Linked DNA regions of Mus musculus: region 2 is linked to region 1. The links are chromatin contacts, found by POLR2A ChIA-PET in ENCODE. All regions are on one chromosome and are shown on one strand. The core of a region is the stretch at or near the end of the contact, and the rest is flanking DNA. Distances in the headings are between cores, read along the strand shown. Region 1 holds the start of Gpbp1l1 (GC-rich promoter binding protein 1-like 1). Region 2 holds the start of Akr1a1 (aldo-keto reductase family 1, member A1 (aldehyde reductase)).

Region 1 (6,841 bases), core at 1,540-4,039:
TAGTTGAGGGGGATGGCTGAATTTGAAGCAACGCCCTATACATAAAACAAGATATCGCTTAATTGTATACATTTTATACATTTATAAGAAGTCGTTGCTGGGCAGTGGTAGTGCACGCCTTTAATCCCAGCACTTAGCATTGGGAGGCAGAGGCAGGCGGATCTCTGAGTTCAAGGCCAGCCTGGTCTACAGAGTGAGTTCCAGGACAGCCAGGGTTATACAGAGAAACCCTGTCTCAAAAAAAACCCAAAACAACAACAACAACAACAAAAAGTCAAGAAAATCTCTTCGATGAAACATAATTTATTTTGATTTATTTATGTATTTATTTGCCAAAGTGTCACATATTAAGGAAATACGTTTTGTGCTGTTTTTGTTTTCTGAAGAATAATTTTAGTTTTGGCTGTTTGGTTTAATAAAAAGAGCAATGTGAAACTGAACATTTGGATTTAGCAAACATCTCTACCACTTCTTAGGCACCAGTGCCTCATCTTTAAAACTGACAGTTATACCTTTTGTTCCCAATAATCATATATTCTCTTTAGTTATTGTGTACTCGGGGCTGTGGAATTTTTACACTATAAATGAGAGCAGCCACAAATATCGCTTTGTTGTGAATCAAGCAATGTAATTAAATGTTTTCCATATATTCTCCACCTTTTGGAATTCAGTAACCAGTGGAGCACGTGTTTTCTAATTTTGGAGGATTATAATCAGGCTGAAGCCCTGAGACAGAAGCTGATGTGGAGATTAAAAAACTAAAAGCCGTGGCCAACTCGCTCATTCCACGAAAAAAAAAAATGACCAAATGTTTTCATTTCGCCAACGCAACTACCACAAACTGGAAGCTCCTAGCTGACATTTTAGCGACACGAGCGGAATTTAGACACAAAAGGTCCTTAAGACGCGTGGGGTAACTATACATCTATATACCAATACCAATCCTTAGTGACCCCACCACCACCTCCTTCCCAAAGTGTACCCTTGACAACCCTGAAACGTACTTGCCACCATCACACGGCGCAAAAGTTGAACAAATTCAACCAGAAACACCGAAACAACACTTCCGGCAACTGGAATCACACAGCCCCCCCACTTCCTGAGTGCAGGAAAATGGGTCCGGATGGGAATTAACGGTAGCAAGTTCCGACTCTTCTCTTTCCGTTTTTGAATGCTTCCCTCCCTCAGTTATTTTACATTATTTTTAATGTGGATGTTCATGCATGTGCCCACTCAGGCGAGAGGCTTGGATTCCCCACAGTATAGGTGCTGGGAGCTGATCTGAGGTTCTCTGTAAGAGCAGTAAGTGCCTTTAACCACAGAGCTGAGGGCTAGTCTAAAATATTCTAATTGAAGTCAGCTTTCAGATACCTTACAAGTCTCTGTTATGGGATCTCTAACCAGTTTAACACACACACACACATATTCAGGAAGTAGAGTACAATTTCTGAAATAACCCCCAGTAACAGTAGTGGAAGAAGCTAGGAGGAGACTTGGAGTTGGCTGATTTGGCCTACGGAATTATTTTATTTTTTTAAAGGCAGGATTGCCTGGAACGCTTAACTTGCAAAACAACGTTGTTGAGTCGACTGGACACATCTTCCTCCGCATTTGAGTCCTTTATTACTACCACTGGGCGAGAAAGAGGTGTTGATTTTGTTTTTACCTTATTCTCTATTACCTAGAAATTACATTGAGGAATACAGAAGACTGGGGCCCAACATTCAGAATTCTATGAATCAAAGTGTGGCGTTAGGGGCATTGAGCTTGAAGGTCATCCAGGAAGTAACATTGTTGAATTTATCCTCTGTGTGATTTATTCTAAGTCTCCTCTCCCACCCCCAACCTGCCATCTGTCGACCAAAAGGAACAGCTACCAAGTACTTCGAGCGTTCTTGGCTCCTTGTGTAAAAAGCTGAAGACAAAAAGGAGAGTTCATTTACGTAGGGACTCCTTTTTGACTACTTCCTCCATTCTAAGCAGTAAAACTAACTTCCTGAAACATTCGTTTTTAGTGAGACGCTGTCCGCCAGTTTTATTACCTTCTCTGGCAAGGTTGTACGGTCCCTTCCTGTCGTGCAATAGCCAAGAGAGTGCTTATAGACTCTTTTGGGGGTTTATTAGCAAAGACTGGGCTGGAGCAGATTTCAACCCTCCATTCTGGCGGCTCCGTGACGCCTGCAATGCCCATGAACTACAACTCCCGGCAGGTAGTGCGCCCACACCGCCGCGCATGCTCTAGTCCGGAGGGGCGGGAGTATGTGTGTGTCTATGGCTTGCCTAGGACTGTAGTTTCCACGGCGCGCGCCTGTGAATGGAGGGGCAAAGGTGTACAGGGCTCGGAAAACACACTCTTCCGCTACTTGTTTGACAATTCTAGTAGTTGGCGAAGCATCTGGTTCACAATCGAGGTGTGAGAAGGTGAAGAAAGAATGGGTGGGGGAAGAACTGGTACAAATATATCCTCCCATATTCACGTGCTCCCAGGCCGGAGGACCCGGCTGGGAGCTTTAAAGGGGCGTGCTGAATTCGGCTGGTCCTCGCCCCAAGAGCGGCACAAGGAGAGGCGAAGGCTTTGCGGAAGGGAGAGTGGACCGACCGGCGTCGCGCCGAAGGGCGCCGGGGGCGGGGCGGGAAGTAACCGCTGCAGGAGCAGCCCAACGTTTCCAGAGCGAGCCGCGGGCGCCCGGGCGGGGTCACGAAAGCTGGAGCTCACGCCTGCGCGTGCGCCGGTGCTAGTGGGCGTGAAGGAGGCGGGCCGAAGCGGCAGAGGGAGGGCCCAGCCGGCCGTCGCTCCTCCTCCACCCGCTCTGCCCCCTCCTGGGCCTTGTGGGCCGGGCAGCCATTTTGGGAAGAGCTTTGTTATGGTTGTGGGCTAGTCACCTCTGCTGGTCGGAGAAGCTGAGGACGCGTCCTCAGACGCCGCGAGTCGTCCTTGACCGTAGCCCCGCCGCTGCCGGGTGAGTATGGGTCCTGGACACCGAGCAGAAGGAGACCTGGAGTGGTCCCGGCACGGGCTCCGCCGGCACCTAACTGGCCGTCTAGGAAAACTAGTTAGAAGAAGGTCTTGCACAGGTGGTTGGGTGTGGGTCCGCCGGGGTGGACGAGGGACCTGGGAGTCGCCGAGTTGGAACGTCCCCCTCCCCCCCGCCAACGGGAGGAGTCTTGCACACTAGCGTCGCCGCGGCGGTTCCAGAGCTCTCCGACTTCAACTTCAGTTCCCGGTCGGAAACGCTCACCTGCGGCTCCGGCTCCTCTCCAGGAGTTCCGGCTTGATAGTGGTTGAGTGATTTGGTTTACTTGGGTTTTATTATCATTATTATCATTACTATTATTATTATTATTATTTTACCTTTCTTTAAAATAAGAGCCGAAGGCTTCTGTTTTCCAGTTAAGAGAAACTTAACGAGGAAAAAGTCGTGTAAGTCAAATGTGGACTATCTGGGCGAAAGGGAACTTCCACGCCCGGAGTCGCGGTTCTCTGGGGTAGGGAGACCTTTTCAACTTCAGATTGTCTTACTGGTTATCTACCAAACTCCGTCCCATTGGAGTGGAAGTTTGATTAGTTGAAGTGGCTTAACTAGTCGTTTTTATTCCATGCTAAATCTTCCCAACCCATAAAATTCAAAAGATACTGAATCTAAAATGGCTGTAGCCTGAGGAAGAACCCTGTTTAAATGCTTAAATATAATAACATTTCAGTCGTTTTTTCCCCTATGGGACGTTTTCTCTTAGGAGTTTTTGACAATTGGTACCTTTGAAGAGGGTAGGTGTAAGCGAAGGTGAGGCTCAGGAAGTTTACTGCAAAAGTTTACATAAGAATGGGTGCGGTTTTTTGTTTTTGGTAGTTGTGAATAGTTCTGAAATTGTGCTGTGGTATCAGTTTTGTCTGCCACTTTTGTACTCTGAGGTTGGCATGTATAATGTGTTGAATAGTTTAACTTTGATAACTCTTACCCGGAAAACCAGAAGTTAGTGGTGGTTCATGGTTTTTGTTTAGTAATAAAGCCACTTTTTTTGTAAATCTCATCAAAAACTAAAGAGTATTAGACGCCAGTAGACAGATTTGTAGTTTGTTGGTGGTCGAATGTTTTTTGTTTTCAAAATGGGTTTGTCAGTGTAGCCCTGCCTATTCTAGAACTCACTCTGCAGTCCTTGCTGGGCTTGAACTCAGACCCTGAGTCCTGGGATTAGAGCGCTTTTATCACTTCTGCTCCACTCATGAGGTCTCATGTTTTTTATGGTAGTTTTCACCTCAGAACCCAAGAAATTTGGGCATTTACAAAATAAAGAAACAATTTTGCAAGTGAAAATATATTCTGAAGTGTAATGCTAGGTCCTTCTCTCCCACTTTTTTTTTTTAACTAAAGGCAAGCTTCGCTTACAAAACAAAACAAAACAAAAAGACCCTGCCAGAAGTGCAAAAAAACAATAGCAAATTTTAATTTTTGGAAAGGTGTGATTGAGTGAAATTTCTGTCTATTTAAAAGATAAGATAGAGTGCAAATTGTGGATCTTTGACGATCCATTCCCAGGATAAACTGCCACCTTTCATAGAGTTGGTTTCAATTACATTTATATATTCATTTAGACGGTAAAATTTTTGTTCTAGGAATTTTTTTCTTATGTATATGGGTAGTGTGCCTGTATGTATTCCTGTGTAAACGTACATATAGGTCCCATTGAGGTCAGAAGATAATGGATCCCCTGGAACTGGGGTTAAAGACAGTTGTGAGGTGGTGTCATGTGAGTGTTGGGAGTCAAACCTGGGTACTCTGGAAGAGCAACAAGTGCTCTTAACTGCTAAACCATCTCTTCAAAAGCCCAGGAAATATTTATTTACTTATTTATTTTGTTGGTCTTGGAAGAAAATCATTTAAAGTTCTTTTTGAAAATTAGAATTGCTTTCTGTCTTGACATTATTTTACAGTACTAAATTCACCTTTTTTACCTTTCTTCTGAGTGTTCTAAAATGGCTTGCATTTATTTGTTAGTCTAACCTTTCAGTTTATTGTGGACAGTGTGCTTTAAGAATTCGTGAAGTTGGGAGACGGAATGGGAAGCCTTTATTTTGAAGTAACAGAATTCTTTTTTGTTTGTTTGTTGTTGGTTTTTTTTTTTTTTTTTGGAGTTTTTTTGGAGTTTTTTTCTGTGTAGCCTTGGCTGACCTGGAGCTCACTCTATAGATCAGGCTGGCCTGGAACTGGGTTCCATCTGCCTTCAAATGCTAGAATTATCTAAAGGAGTATACCACCCTGTCAGGCTTTTTTTTTTTTTTTCTTCCTCCAACCATTTTAATAATTTGTACATGATAAGAAATCTGTGAGTGTACTTGTGTGTGTTTCTGTATACATAGAGACACACAAATTTGTTGAGACAGAGTACTACTATGTAGGACAGTGGTTCTCAGCCTTCTAATGCTGAGCCCCTTTTAATATAATTTCCCATGTTGTGGTGAGGAATTCCCACCATAAAATTATTTTGTTTCTACTTCATAACTTTAGTTTTTCTGCTTTTAGGGATTATAATGTAAACATCTGTTATGTGACCCCCTTAAGCCCACAGGTTAAGAGCCACTGGTGTAGATTCATGCTGATCCAGAACTCACAGAGATCTACCTGCTTCTTCTGCCTGTCCTATGCTGAAATTAAAGGCATTCTCCGCTGTATCTGGCTACTTTTTATTTTCAGTGTAGGCGATTAAACCCAGTCTAGTGTATGCTACAAAACATACTGTCACTAAACTATATACCACCAGCCTATAATTTATTTTCTAAAGTATGAATTAATTCTGTTATTAACATGCATGAATATTTTGCCGGTGTGTATGAGTGTCACGTTTGTCTGGCACCCTCGGAGGTCTGTGTTGGGCCTTGGATCCCTGGGACTGGAGTTACAGACAATTGTTAGCTTGGGTTCTTGGAATTAAACTCTGGTTCTCTGAAAGAGCAATTGGTCTTAACCACTGATCCAGATCTCCAGCCCATATGATTGATTTATGGTTTCTCAAGCTAGCCCTGACTGTCCTCAAACTTTGTAAACTGCTGGCATGAACTCAGAGATCTACCTGCCTCTGCTTCCCGGTTGCTGGGATCAAAGGTGTCTACTGCCACTGCCCCATTCTTTCTCTCTCTCTCTCTCTCTCTCTCTCTCTCTCTCTCTCTCTCTCTCTCTCTCTGTGTGTGTGTGTGTGTGTGTGTGTGTGTGTGTGTAAGTAAGTAAGTACACTGTTGCTCTCTTCAAACACACCAGAAAAGGGCATTGGATCCCATTACGTATGGTTGCTGGAAATTGAACTCAAGATTTCTTAAAGAGCAGTCGGTGCTCTTAACTGCTGAACCATCTCTCCAGCCCTATAATAGAGGTTTTTAAAAATACTCATTTAAACAGTTCTCAATCTTCTTTCAGAAGACAGCAAATCTTAATCTTATAGTTTAAGACTAATGTGCCAGAAAAGACTGTAAACTATATCAGCTTTTCTTTTTTCAGTCCTGCTCACAGAAGGCAGACTATGAGACTATAAATATTTATTAATAAATGCCTAGGCCATAAGCTTTGGCTCATTTCCTTTCTAGCTTGTAACTTATTTAACCATTTAAACTATTCTGTCTCCCATGTGGTTAGTTACCTCTCTTTCAGTCTCAGCCTTCTTCCCTCAGAGTCTCTCCAAGTTCATCTAACCTTCTGGTTATGCTGGTCTCCTCTGTTTTTCCAGTCTTTTATCTCATTATTTCCCAGAATCTTCTCTTCTTACAACATCCCACCTCCTGTTTCCTGCCTCAGCTTATTGGCCATCAGCTTTTTTATTGACAGGTGATGTTTATAAGAGATTCTCCATTTGT
Region 2 (6,841 bases), core at 1,625-4,124, 94 kb after region 1:
TGCCTCCTGAGTCCTGGGATTAAAGGTGTGTGCCACCACTCCCGGTTCAATAATTCTTTTTAAAAATCATCCTAAATATGTTATATTGGCCCAGATCTATTTTCTGCATTAAAAATTCTGTTGCTAGCCCATCATGGTTGCTTGTTCCTTTAATCCCAGCACTTGGGAGGCAAATCAGGTGGATCTCAGCTCAAAGCCTGAAAAGGAGGGCAAAACAGACAAATAAACAATAATAAAAAAACCAAAAAAGCCCAAGCCTTCAAATCTCCAAAAATATCCACTTCCTGAGTTAAGTGGAAGGGTGCACATCTGAGGCCAAGTGCAACCTACACGTTCACGGTAAGACCGCATTACATACGAAAGCCCTTCTCAAAAACACAGAAAGTAAATATAAAAAATTATATAAGCTGGGCCCTGGTGCCTGCCTTTAATCTCAGCACTTGGAAGGCAGAGACAGGCAGATCTCTGTGAATTCAAGGCCAGTCTGATCTACAGAGCAAGTTCCTGGACAGCCAGTACTATAGAAACCCTGTCTCAAAAAACAAAAACCCCCAAAATACATACATGCCTTTACTTCCAAATGCTGTGATGTAAATCTTTTCCAGTAATATACATAAACCTCCACTGTTCCTGCCCTAGCTGCAACCTCTACCATCCCTTGACTAAACCAGGAAATATTTTTAATTTGGACTTAATCAAAATACATCCACCAAATCCAATCATGTGATTCCTTGGCTTAAACTGTTCAGTAATTCTCTCCAGGTTAAAGTCCAGACTCTTTAAAACCTAGGTCCCACATTTCTCATTTCGCTGTCTCATCATTTCAGATTGAGAAGCAAGCTCCACCTGATTCCAGGTATCGGCACATTTTCTTTCCCCAAACTTCACACTTGCCTAGCTAATTGTTACTTACCATTGAGCTAGTACATGGAAATTCTGGTTCCTCCCTGAAACTTCTAATCACTTTCTCACATGACTGTGTGTGTGTGTGTGTGTGTGTGTACTGATATACACTGTATATCTCACTGCATCTCTTTGTTCATAAGGAGGTTTCCCCCAGCCGGGCGGTGGTGGTGCATGCCTTTAATCCCAGCACTTGGGAGGCAGAGGCAGGCAGATTTCTGAGTTCGAGGCCAGCCTGGTCTACAAAGTGAGTTTCAGGACAGCCAGGGCTACACAGAGAAACCCTGTCTCGAAAAAACAAAACAAAAACAACAAAACAAAAACAACAACAACAAAAGGGTTTCCCCCACAAGCCAGGGTCATTTATCTGAACCCTTTACCATGCGCACACAGAAGTTAATTGAGGGGAGACCTTGAATACTGGGGCTTTTCTTTTGGATTTGGTTTGGGTTTTTTCCCCAGATATGGTCTCATGTAGCCCAGGATGGTCTTGAACTGTCTGTAGCCAAGAATGGAATTGAACTCATGATCCCCCTGCGTCTCCCTTCCAAATTGGCTTTATAGGCAGGAGATACCATGCCATGCTAGCTGGACAGCTTAGCTTGCTGGAGAAGCACCTGAGGAAGTCACTGACTTCGGTATCTTCAATCCATCTTGGAAAACCAAAGAAAAGTCATGTATCTATGTGTGTCAAGGGGCTGGGGGACAATCCCAAGGCCTTACACACGCCAATTCTACCTCTGACCTACACCTGTTAGTATTTTACTAACTTTGAGCAAGTACTAAAAAAAAAAAAATCTGGGTTGGAGGTGTAGTTCAGTTGGTAAAGGGCTTGTCCGGGGCGGAGTTTGACTCTAGTTCCAGGGAATATGTCCCTTTCTTATGACCTCCATGGGCACCAGGCACCCACAAGGTACACATACTTACATAGCAGACAAAACATTAATTTTTAGCAAAAATTCTTCAAAGAGACTCTGTCTCCAAAACTACCTATAAATAATAACCAATTCTGCCGGGCAGGAAAGATTCATACTGGAATTAAACCTGTATCGCTGCTGAAGTGCAACCTGGGAAAAGTTAACAGGCCTGATCAGAAGCTGAGCAGGTCCTGCGGTCCTACGAAAAGTCTAAACAGTAGAGTCCATTAATGGTAGGCTCGGTAATGTGAAGATTCAAGTATTTTCACTTTAAAAGGCTCCGTAGCGACAGGAGATGTTCAAATTTTCTCAAACCTAAGGCAGAGGCTTGAGCAAGCTAATCTCTCCCCACTTCCGCCACTTCCTAGGAATATCCCTGTACCGCCATTAGGAAAGGCAGAGCGCCTAGAAATTTCGAGCAGATGACCAAACAAAGAGATGGCAAAAGCACGAGATATGCACCAGACACATTCAAAGGTTTATCCCAGTCCTCCCTACAGCACTAATGATTTCCTTGCTCATTCCAACTCTGAGGAAACCGAGGTCCAGAAACACGTTATCTGAGAACAGAATAGGAGGAAGTGCTCAAACGCGAAACTAAATCGCATCCCTCGACGTGCTGGCGCCATTCGCTCAATCCTGGCCCTGACCTGTGGTACTGAAGGACCCTCGCCTTTAACTCAGGAGAAAAAGACGAGTCAGCAGCAGGAAGAACTCACCTTGGCAGTGAGCACAGGCTGTGGAAAAGACAAAGTGGCCCGAATTCAGCTCTGCACTCCAGTACTGAGGCAACAGGGCCCGACTTAAGTCCGGCGGAGAAGCGGCAGCCCCACCCCAGGGAGGAGCGAGGGCCCGGCTCCCAGAACTACGCGCAGGACGGAGGAGACCCCCACTGTCCTGCGAAGTAGAAGAGGGAGTAGAAGCCAAAGCTGGGACTTTGCACATTCCTCCCCTGGGAACCTCTCACTCCACCACGAACGTCTGGAAGGGCCGGGGTCCCGAAACTGTGCATGCGCACAAGCTACGTGGACAGTCTTGGGTGGCTGGCCGCGCCCACAACCGGCCCACAGTGCACCGCGCAGGCACCTCTCTAGGCATAGATTCTTATACTTTCTGAAGAGATCCTCTATGATACCTAGGGGGTCCTTCTGGCCGCCTGTCTTTCTTTCTCTAAAGTGAATTTGTCGGAATCCCCGAGCGGGCCTGATACAAAGTTTGACCAAAAAATACAGAAAATCTTGCCTCTGCAAACCCCATTTTAGAAAGTTACTGATCTTTCACTCAGTACCTTGCACTTTAGCCCTGTGCAAAAGACTTCATAAATATGAGCTGGGGCCGTATAGCTAAATTAATACAGTGCTTGCTTAACATAAAGTTCTGGGTTCAAAATCCCAGCACGGCATAAAATTGAGTCGTTATCCCAGCACTTGGGAGGTGGAAGCAAGGAGAATCAGAAGATTCAGTTTTTCTTGCCTCCTATACATTGACTTTGAGGCCAGCCTGAGATTTATGATCCCCTATCTAAAAGGAAAACATTTGAAGATGGAGAGAAGGGGTGCCGCTTTTTCAGAGAACCCAAGTTCAGTACCAGCATTCATGTCAGGAGGTTCTCAACCACCTGTAACCCCAGCTCCAGGGGATTTAATACTCTCTTCTGACTTCCATGAGCACCCACATAAAGGTGGGGTGTGTGTGTTTCCCAGGGATAGCTTATAAAGGGAAAAAACACAATGGGCTCCTAAGTGGGTGAAGGAGGGCTATAGAGCGGTCGGCCCCTCTCCAAGTTTTTTTAGTAGTTTGAACTTAACAGTTCAAGCTGCCCTGTTATATCTTGCTTGGCTGAGTGAAGGCTGCATTTGGGAAATTTCCAATCATAATCATCGTCATCCTCAGAATATATGGTCAATTTGATCTCTGAGTCAAATTGTGTGTGTGTGTGTATGTGTGTGTGTGTGTTTACAATCAAAGTGCAATATGTTTTGTGTCAACAATATGGAGTGGCCAACAGAAATGAAACAAAAGAATTACAGCCAAGCTCGAGGTGACTTTAAGCTAGGGAACGGGCTTCAACATGGGGACCAGCCTTCATCAGTCTCACTACTCTGACTGTCCTGGAACTCACTATTGTAGACCAGGTTGGCCTCCAAATCATAGTAATCTGTCTGGCTCTGACTCCCAAATGCTAAAATTAAAGACGTGCACTCAGCTCTTTTTCTTTTCTTTTTAAAAAATTATTTTATTACCAGGTGGTGGTGATACATGCCATTAATCCTAGCAATCAGGAGAAGAGGCAAGCAGATCTCCAAATTCAAGGCCAGCCTGTTCTACAGAGTGCAACCCTGTCTCAAAAAAACAAAAACAAAAATTTATTTTTACTTGTATGTGTGTGTGCCCGAGTATATGTCTGTTTACCACATGCAGGCAGGAGCTTAAGGAGGTGAGAAATGACCTAGACCTGCAGGTCATTCTTCAGTGACAGGGTCCTGAGAGAGAGGACCGGGAGATCAGAAGATAAGCAGAAAGGTAAAGTTTCAGATGGGGAGGTCTTTCACAAACCATGTCTGTTAAGAAGCACAGCATCTTATATATTATTTCCAGGGGAGAAATTGAACACAGCAGCAAGTGTCATACAATGGAACTAAATCAGGGGAACGCTAATAAAACAATGTTGATTAAGGGGAACACAGGGTATCTCAAAAACATTACACGCTAAGCTCTCCGCAGCCTTTGGACTGATAACTAAAGTCCCATTTGGTGGGAAGATTTGGGTTCTCAGGATCTGAAGCAGTAGCTCCCCCAAGGCCCTGGCTTCCGGCCATCACTGGCCTTGCCAAGCATATTCCTGGTTATGAGAAGGAACTGTGCTACATACAGCGGGGGCAAAAGAATAGAAGCTGCAGCAGAGGTATTTCTATAAGAGCTGTCAGGTAGTGTTTCAATGCCAGGGAAGATCTGCTGTTTAGATCTTACTGGGTGGGATGCCTCTACACAGTCACGTGTGAATTATTAGATGGTCATATCATTTTTTTTTTTTGCCAAGAAATAGGTTTTTCAGAATAGATATCTGTTTTAGGGATGTACAAGACAAACATTGCTCTCTCTCTCCCCCCCCCTCTCTCTTTCTCTCTCTCTCTCTTTCTCTCTCTCTGTGTAACTTTTGATAGTCTGGCCCTGTTTATTTATTATTTATTATCTACACTGGTACAGGATAAATAGCAGCCAGGACTTGTTGAAGTTAACTCTTTCTGGTTCTGTCAGAGTCAGCAGTGGCTCTACTCTGAGCCTAACCTACTCTGCAGCAAAGCAGCCTTCTTCCAAGGTTACACTAGTTCAGCACAGCCATACTTCCCAGAGCAGTGTCCATAGATACGTCCAATGTGTCACTCTATCATAGGAAACGCAATCAGAAGCCAGGTATGGTGAATTATGATCCCAACATTGGATAAAGTCTGAGGCAGGAGAATTGACCTGAGTTTAAGGCCTCTCTGGGCTACAAATCATTCAGGCCAACCTGAACTAGAGTAAAACCCTGCCTCAAAACATAAGTAAATTTAGATCCTAATATTGTATTGGAATTTAGACTCCTTCAAATACATCTTACCATCAAGAGACACGTACTATATTTCCCTTTGAGGAGGGGTCCCTGCAGATGTCAAAAAGGAAATTGAACTTCTCAAAGAGATAAGAATGAAAACAAGGCACAGGTTGACTTCATCAACCTGGATCAGACTTTGGGGAATCTAATGCCAAGTGATTCACTGTCACAGATTTAAAAGCCAGTACAGCTTGGGAAAAGGTTTCCAGGTGACAATCAGTCCAGTCACAGGTGCACAATAAAGCATAAGATGTAACTACAAGCCAGGCGTGGTGGCACACGCCTTTAATCCCAGCACTCGGGAGGCAGAGGCAGGCGGATTTCTGTGTTCGAGGCCAGCTTGGTCTACAAAGCGAGTTCCAGGACAGCCAGGGCTATACAGAGAACCCTGTCTTGAAAACAAAACAAAACAAAAAAAGATGTAACTACATAGAAACACCTTTATAGCCAGGCTGTGGTGGCACACACCTTTAATCCCAGCACTTGGGAGACAGAGGCAGGTGGATTTCTGAGTTCGAGGCTAGCCTGGTCTACAAAGTGAGTTCCAGGACAGCCATGACTATACAGAGAAACCCTGTCTCAGGAAAGAGAGAAAGACCTTTACAAAGTACATGTGACCATAAAGATGGGTTCGATAGCTAAAAGGCCTAGACTCAAGTGTGGTCTCTGACTGATGGCATAGAGGTCAGCAGGCCATAATGTACTTGTGTCATCTACCCTGAAGGTAGGTAGTAGTCTAATCATTCTGAGGAATTTGAGTAAGGTCTGACTCCATAGCAAAAGGTGGATGAAATGAAGTCTGCATCTACAGATAGCAAAAAGGTCACCAGGTAATGAACAAAATCCACTCTCAGCTTTCTGGATGGAATGCAGGTATTTGATTCTTATCACCTCTATTGAGGAGTCCCCTGCATTTAATATGTATGGTTCTCTTAGTGAGTACAAGGACCTTTGTACCCTCACCTCCCATCTTAGAACTTTCACCATCTTCTGCAAGATCTAATGGGTTCTCCATTCTTTTTCCTGCTGAATCTGGCTTTTTAAAAGTCTGAAGTACTGTGGGGGTAGAGGGGAAGTCTGAAGTACAACAATCACTCGTGACCTTGCCACTGAATAAACTGCTGAATCATTGCTGTAACCCAGCTGCCTCCTCCCTCAACTCTGAGATTACAAGGTGTCGCATGCAAAGTGTAACCCCAGCCCTCTAACAATTTTTCTAGCCTGGTTGGATGTCTGTTTTCCAAACCTAATCTGTTTACTGAGTGTTGTGGATCAAGTCTCTAATCCCAGGACCTGGAAGTTGGAGGAGGCAAGATTAGTAAGTAGCTCAAGATCAGCCTTGGCTATGTAGCAAGTTAGAGGCAAATCTGGGCTACCGGAGACCCTGCCCCTAAATAATAAATAAATAAATAAATAAATAAATAAA

Evidence for each region. ChIA-PET counts read pairs that join two places held with the same protein, here RNA polymerase II (POLR2A).
Region 2: POLR2A ChIA-PET joins it to region 1 with 23 read pairs in embryonic stem cell. The contact joins the promoter of Akr1a1 here to the promoter of Gpbp1l1 in region 1. POLR2A ChIA-PET finds 5 or more read pairs at or near these places in 3 of 5 experiments (Patski and embryonic stem cell).

What each region holds. Positions count from the first base shown.
Region 1 is chr4:116,554,869-116,561,709 of GRCm38, forward strand. It overlaps Gpbp1l1 (GC-rich promoter binding protein 1-like 1), which reads left to right and starts at 2,790. Exons shown (of 12, transcript NM_029868.3): 1 at 2,790-2,960. Tmem69 (transmembrane protein 69) reads right to left here and starts at 1,075. Exons shown (of 3, transcript NM_177670.4): 1 at 1,005-1,075; 2 at 1-35.
Region 2 is chr4:116,648,800-116,655,640 of GRCm38, forward strand. It overlaps Akr1a1 (aldo-keto reductase family 1, member A1 (aldehyde reductase)), which reads right to left and starts at 2,875. Exons shown (of 9, transcript NM_021473.3): 1 at 2,540-2,875.